Linked DNA regions of Homo sapiens: region 2 is linked to region 1. The links are chromatin contacts, found by Hi-C or POLR2A ChIA-PET in ENCODE. All regions are on one chromosome and are shown on one strand. The core of a region is the stretch at or near the end of the contact, and the rest is flanking DNA. Distances in the headings are between cores, read along the strand shown.

Region 1 (3,313 bases), core at 502-3,001:
CTGTGAATGCTGGGGCAGAATGTAATGTCGCCGAGAGATCAGTCATCATTCATTCACCCATTCAACAAATATTTATGAGCACCTACTATATGCCAAGCTCTGTTTGTGGTGTTACGGGTACAGGGTTGAGCAATGCCAGGAAAGCTCCTACCCCCACGAGTTTACTGATGAGGCAGGAGCTAAGAGACAAAGAGGCAGGCAAACGGCCTAAAATGTGTCTGCAAGCAAGGGGTAGAGCATGGTTCTCACGGAGCCTGTGGCATCTGTTAAAGCTCTCTGCTGTTTCTATGAACCTCCTTTGAATGAGAACCCTAGGAGCAGTACAGAGGTAAAAAGAAAGACTTTGGAGCCAGTCAGGCCAGGGTGCGAGTCTTGGTTTAGCTTTGCTGTGTACCTAAGACCTCTGAGCAACAGCTCCCTTGATTCTCAAAGAAGCACAAAAACAACGTCCTTTCAGAGTGTTGCAAAAATTAAAAATGAGTATGTCAAGCACTTAATTTTGTGATGAATGTAGGATTATGTGTTTAATATAGTAGAGCTACTTTTCTGCTTATGCAATTTGTAACTTGGGTCATTATTTCTTCATCTATTCCTGTTTGTTTTTAGTAAAGTTCCTTTGCAAATATCATACTCTTAACTAAGGAAAAGGAAAGCGCAAGATGTTTGCCCAAGCTTTAGTGGTGCAGGATGCCATAGGCGGTGAGCATCTGAGAGGGTGGTGTTGACAGCTAAGCTCCCAGGTAGGACCCCTGGAGAAAAATTGCAGCCTTGGAGGGGGGCTGTATTCTGGTGAGGAAAGGCAGACTCTTAGGTCCCAGGGACCATGCTGGGCAAGAAGAGAGGTCAGAGTCACAGAGCAAGGCCCTAGTGATGAAAGTGTGCATGGGGAGAGCCTTCACAGGGGGCTTCCACATGCTTGCCCTTCTTCTCCTCAAGCCTTCCTTGACAGGGAGCTGTTTAATTCCCCGTTATGCTGCTTGCACTTAAGAACTGGGTGCAAATCATTGCTGCTACTGTCATTGCTGTTGCATGTTTTGTACTTTGCTATCCACCTTGGCTGCTGTTTTTTGTTTTTTTTTTAACTGTGGTAAAATACACATAACATGACATTTACTGATTTAACTTTTTTTTTTTTTTCTGAGATGAAGTTTCGCTCTTGTTGCCCAGGCTGGAGTACAATGGCGTGATCTCAGCTCGCTGCAACCTCCATCTCTCAGGTTCAAGTGATTCTCCTGCCTCAGTCTCCCAAGTAGCTGGGATTACAGGCGCCTGACACCATGCCCGGCATGCCTGTAATCCCAGCACTTTGGGAAGCTGAGGCAGGTGGATCACCCAAGGTCAGAAGTTCGAGACCAGCCTGACTAACATGGCGAAATCCCGTCTTTACTAAATACACATGCTTTAGCCATTTTTAAATGTACAGTTCAGTGGTATTATGTACATTCTCATTGTGCAATTATTGACTCTTTTGAGCCTCAAAGTCTCACCATCGGTGGAAGCAGGACTCACAGGAGCATGCCCATGTCCCCATCGCCCTAATTCCAGACCCGGGTGTTCTAGAGTTCCGTGAGGCTTTTCTTTCTGCACAGCAGAGAGTGGTCTGGGCACAAAGACAAAGCTCAAGGCTGCTGTGCTCTCACCTTTCATCTGGATTGTTGTTTGTGTGAAATTTAACATCGCTCACCTGCTTCTGACACGCATTTACCAGGATGTGACTCAAACAGAGCCCCATTTGGCTGACATCTGCCGTTCCCATCCTGCCTGACTCTGCAGGGAAGCTCCACTCTGGCAGAGGGAGCACAGTCGGGTTGCTGTTCCTGGCGAAGGAAAGCAGGGTTTGCTGCCTAACATAGCAAGGGACGAGGCAGGGTTCCTAGTTCTTCTCCCAAGGCCTTTGCTAACGCTCTGTGGGGTTTTTCAGGAAGTCACTGGGCTTAGCTATCTGTCAGGAGCAAAAATAACAAAATCAGTTTCTATACAGTTCCTCACTGGTGACTCATGCGACCCCAGATTCTTTTAGGTCCTCCAGATTCAAAACGTTTGAGAATGGTTAACCCTATTTTAGAAAACTGATCTAGTTTTTAATTATGATAATAACCCATGGTTATTTAATGCCTAGTAGATGCCAGCCACTGTGCTAGGAAAGCAAGTGGTCAGGTGACCTGAAAGATGGTTCTGAAGCCAGACTTTATCAATAAAAATGAGACATGGAAACATCATTGAGACTCTTGCCAGGCACTGTCCCTGCTAAGATGCTCAAAGGCCGGTTAGGTTAAACAGGGATGCTCTCAGGACAAATGCATTACCTTAATATTACCTAAGACTCCACTCTAGTGAGCTGGACTAGCCCACATCCCCAGTTTAAGAGCCTGGTCAGCACTCTTACTTAAAGCCAAGGTCTAGAGAAACTCCATGCCCTCCTCCCGCCGTGCCAAGCCCTGGTGTGGGCCCCCAGCTCATCCACTCCAACAGCAGGAGGAGGCAAGGAGGAGACCAGAAGGAGGCAAGTGAAGGAGAGGGAACCACTGAGAAGGGAAGACGCCAGCCCTTCTCCCCTCTCATCCATGCCTTCCCCTCTATGGCCAATTCAGGTGAACCTGCAGCCTCTGTTCCACTCTCACTAGCAACTGAGAGCCTCCTCCCTGGGGTTAGGAAGTGGTGGCCTTCCTGCTTTGAGTCTGTGGCAAGCAAGGTTCCTAAATCTCTGGCCACAGGGATGCCCAGAGGATTCTGGGAAGAAATCAGCGTCTCCCACCTTTGAGGAAACTTCAAGAAGTGGGCCTCAGGAACACAGCCACGTCTCTCTTTCCCCTGCAGTTTCTCAGTGGCGTGCTGTAATACCAGCTAAGCATACTTAAGACCTTTCTTCTAATTGCCAAACAGATGCCTTCAGTTCAGGGATGAGGGTGTATCAAGATCTGTAAGTTGTACACCAAATGCTCACAGGTTAAACAACATCAGCTCAGAGAGGAAACATTTATGTCTAACTTTCTTTTCCTTGTATCAACAAATGGCACTGCAGCCCCTGGGCTCTGCTCATTCCTCACTGTATTTGTTCTCTGGCTACCCGTATATTTTTTCTCTGGCTTCTGACAAATTTTACCCTGATTTTCAAACCCAAATGCAAATACATATTTTTCAACTTGCTAACCATCTGATGAAGCCGTTGCCTTTTCTCTGCTATGCCAGCCCCTTGACCTTGGCTAAGGGTCCACTCTGGTTTCTTGACCAAGTAATTCAGCCAATCACATGAGAGCACATGGCTTCAAGCCTTCACTCTCCTAGCCAGGTGCCTGCACAGAGAGCACAGCAG
Region 2 (3,313 bases), core at 289-2,788, 210 kb before region 1:
ATTAGGGAGGGAGTGCAGGGTGGATGACCCCAGCAGAAGGAGACTGCAGTGAACCACCAGCCATGGGCTGGGCGAATGTCATCAACTTCTAGCCAAAGGAGGCATCCCTGCACCAGAAAACCGCAGTTGAGAGTCCCCAGAGGAGGAGCTTAGAAGAACCCAGAGATGTACCCATGAAAGAAAAGAGGAGCACTTGAGTGCTCAGCTCAGAGAGCCCTTAAACGCCGGATCACACCTGGGCCTACCAAGTAAGGAAGACCTTTCCCATCCACTGCCCTTCTCCTTCTACCCCTGGCCAGCCCTGAAGGAGCCAACAGCAACATGAAGAGTGGGAGGTAGATCAGCCAGGAGAACAAAGAAAAGAAGCAAGTCTCTGCAAGTTTCCCAGCCCCAGCCAGGGCAAAGGTAGTGATTGACAGCTTGGAGTTTAATAAAATATTGAACTGGGCTTTTAATATATGCAAAAGACCAGAATATTCCATGGGATCTGCAGGAAGGAAGAAGGAATTGAAAAAGAGTTATAACACAAAGTGGAGGAAAAATAGTTTCCTTCTATTAACACTGTACCAAATCCAGTCATTCAGAAACAAAACAGAAAGTTCCCTACGCCGCCAACTTTCTGGGTTGCTTACCTGTAAAGCCACACAGAGCTCTGCAGTTAGAAGGGTTCCACCCTTGGCTTAATGCTCTGTTACCATCTTGAAATTCTTAGTAATTTTTAACATGGGCCCCACATTCTCATTTTGCACTGGGCCCTGCAAATTACATAGCCAGTCCTAGTAACATATGTAACAGGGACTTAGCCTTGTTCTATGTGACCCCAGTTGGTAGAATGGAACCAATTAGTGGGAGGTTAAAAAAACAAACAAACAAAAAAAAAAAACAGATTTTAGCTCAATGCAGTAGTCCCCACTTATTCACAGGGAATATGTTCCAAGACACCCAGTGGATGCCTGAAACCTAGGATAGTACCAACCCCAACTATGTTTTTTTCCTATACATACATATCTATGATAAAGTTTGGGGTGCAACAGCAAAACTATATGAATTTTTTTCTTCTTCACAATTTCACAGGTAAAAAAATTCATTCTCACTGTAGATCTCAGCAACTTTAATATTGCAATTTTTATTCTTTCGTTATTAAGTCAAGAGCTCTCACCTTTTCACTTAACGAAAGCACTTCCCAGCTTCTCCTAGGCATGTTCAAATGGCCAGCATCACTACTTTTGTTCTTTGGAGCCACTGTTCAGTAAAATAAGGGTCACTTGAACACAAGCACTGCAAAACAAATGACAGTCAATCTAATAACCAAGACGGCTCCTATGTGACTCATGGGTGAGTAGCGCAGACAGCATGGACATGCCAGACAACGGGATGATTCACGTCCTGGGTGAGATGGAGTAGGACTGCATGAGATTTTTATCATGCCATTCAGAAGGGCATGCAATTTAAAACTTACGTGTATTTCTGAGATTTGCCATTTACTATTTCTGGACTGCGGTTAAGCACAGGTAACTAAAACTGTAGAAAGTGAAACTGCAGATAAGGGAGACTACTGTATCGGGACAAGTTTGTTAATACTCATAGCTACCCAGATTGGGATAGGCAGTGTAAAGGAGTCAGAGCTTCTGTTCATCAGAATCCATACGGCAGAGGTGGGTCAGCCTTTTGGCACTCTAGGGCCTCCAAAATCCTTTTCAGCCCTGGGATTATCTGATTCTTTGATTAATGAATGTCTTTCAAGATGCCTACCTTACCAACTTAACCAGGAAATGAATTCACTAGTACTGTGACCAGGTAAGAGTATTTCCAAGGGCAGCCTATGAGCCCTCAATGGATGGAGTTTCACTAATTCCCTCTGTTTCTGTCTAAGTTGTGAGGTATTTTCCTTTAATGAGAACATTATTGCCATTACTCACTGTATTTTTTTTGTTCGTTGTTAGTTGGATCTTATTATGGCTGGCACATCATGGCTCCTTTATTCCAAGAAGAAGTCTTTTAAAACATCCCAGAAAGTATCTAGGGCTTAAAGCCACTTTCATTAATCATTATTTTGACAATGAAGCATAAACAAACTGACAAATATTGTTTAAATTTAACATTAAAATTCAATGTGTATGTCTCAGTTATTGTTGTCATTCTTATTTTCAGTCAGGGAGATGGTTCCAGGAGAAGAAAAGAAAGTCAGTTGCTTTCTGAGATCAGGTGGGAAGTTTATCCTGTCAACTCCACCTTTAGAGTGCTAGTCTCTGGAGCCACAAGGACTGAAACTCTGCTTCAGAGACCCACCACTGATGACAACCATCAGGCTCAGGAACTGAAAAGAAATGGGTATGCTTGATCATGCTTAGTAAACACGTTTCACTACTGACTCACTTCTCCTGTGTGTTGGAAAACGTTGAGCTTCTTTCATACCATATTTTGGCCTTGACCTTTGTAGCATTTAGCCTCCCTACAATGGGGTCTATGTGTTTCCACACCCTCAGAGCAGGCCCCTAATTATAGCCATCCATTAAACTGTCAGAAAGAAATCCTCAACTCAATCATGTCTTTATCAAACTCTGGCTGTCAGTGGGGTCAAGTGAGGCGTCAAGTCTGACCTGCCCGGAGCCCCTGTCATGTGCTCATCTCACACTCACTGGGGTCTTTGTGACCAGGCAGGCTAGACAGCCACCTGGCCACCCCCAGCCCAGTCCCCTCTCCCACTGCATTGCCCAGACAGGGCGGAGCCAAGGGAGGCTCTCAAGCTCAGATAATGGGGCTGACATAATGTAAGGCCTTCTCCTTGACCTTATCTTGGGGTATTTTGTGCAAAGAAGTTGTATGGGGTTGGCAAAGTCCTAAATTGGAAATGGGGACTCTACTAAACAGGGAGGAATCTAGTTTCAGGGGAAAAAAATTATTCGGTTTGGACCTGCTTTTGGAGATTATGCAATAGAATCAGAGGATTTTATCACTACAAAGGAAATTGTACCTGTCTAACCCTTTATTTTACATTTCAGTGCAAATGTGGCCGAGGGACTTGGGTTTTACATTTATTGCCGAGTCTGGTTTTCTTGAGTTTCAGGTGAGTAATATTTTAAAGGGAGCTCCATAAGAATGAGGTTAATCCAAGGTTGTCATATGTGGCTTTATATTATTCTCTAGTTGGTTCACACAAATTTGTTTTGTCTCCCATACAAGATCATAAAATTCTTCAAGGATAAAGGTTATTTCTCCTCTGTAGCCCATAGTGTTAAGAAAGAACTTAAAGTATTTGTTGAGAGTTAGCAATGCTCTTTACTCATTTGTTCTGTATTTGAGTGTGTGTGTG

What was found. Hi-C counts contacts between places; a loop is a spot of excess contacts on that map. ChIA-PET counts read pairs that join two places held with the same protein, here RNA polymerase II (POLR2A). Pooled maps may share reads with other maps.
Region 2: a loop to region 1 is called in a map of mammary epithelial cell, with 3 times the contacts of the local background. The contact joins two enhancer-like sites. A Hi-C loop is called at or near these places in 3 of 168 maps with a recorded cell type or tissue (PC-3, mammary epithelial cell and sigmoid colon) and 3 of 50 pooled maps. POLR2A ChIA-PET finds 5 or more read pairs at or near these places in 1 of 52 experiments (naive thymus-derived CD4-positive, alpha-beta T cell).

Annotation. Positions count from the first base shown.
Region 1 is chr11:130,633,654-130,636,966 of GRCh38, reverse strand. No RefSeq gene overlaps it. Among named protein-coding and RNA genes, the nearest start is that of MIR8052, 31 kb to the left of the region's middle. Within about 2 kb of position 1,751, at least 9 of the 41 ENCODE cell types and tissues checked have a DNase peak (open chromatin) inside an H3K27ac peak, as active enhancers do; they include PC-3 and mammary epithelial cell, where a contact is called at or near this core.
Region 2 is chr11:130,845,881-130,849,193 of GRCh38, reverse strand. It overlaps LINC02551 (long intergenic non-protein coding RNA 2551), which reads left to right. Exons shown (of 6, transcript NR_125383.1): 4 at 2,152-2,331; 5 at 3,003-3,067. Among named protein-coding and RNA genes, the nearest start is that of LINC02551, 15 kb to the left of the region's middle. Within about 2 kb of position 1,538, at least 4 of the 41 ENCODE cell types and tissues checked have a DNase peak (open chromatin) inside an H3K27ac peak, as active enhancers do; they include PC-3 and mammary epithelial cell, where a contact is called at or near this core.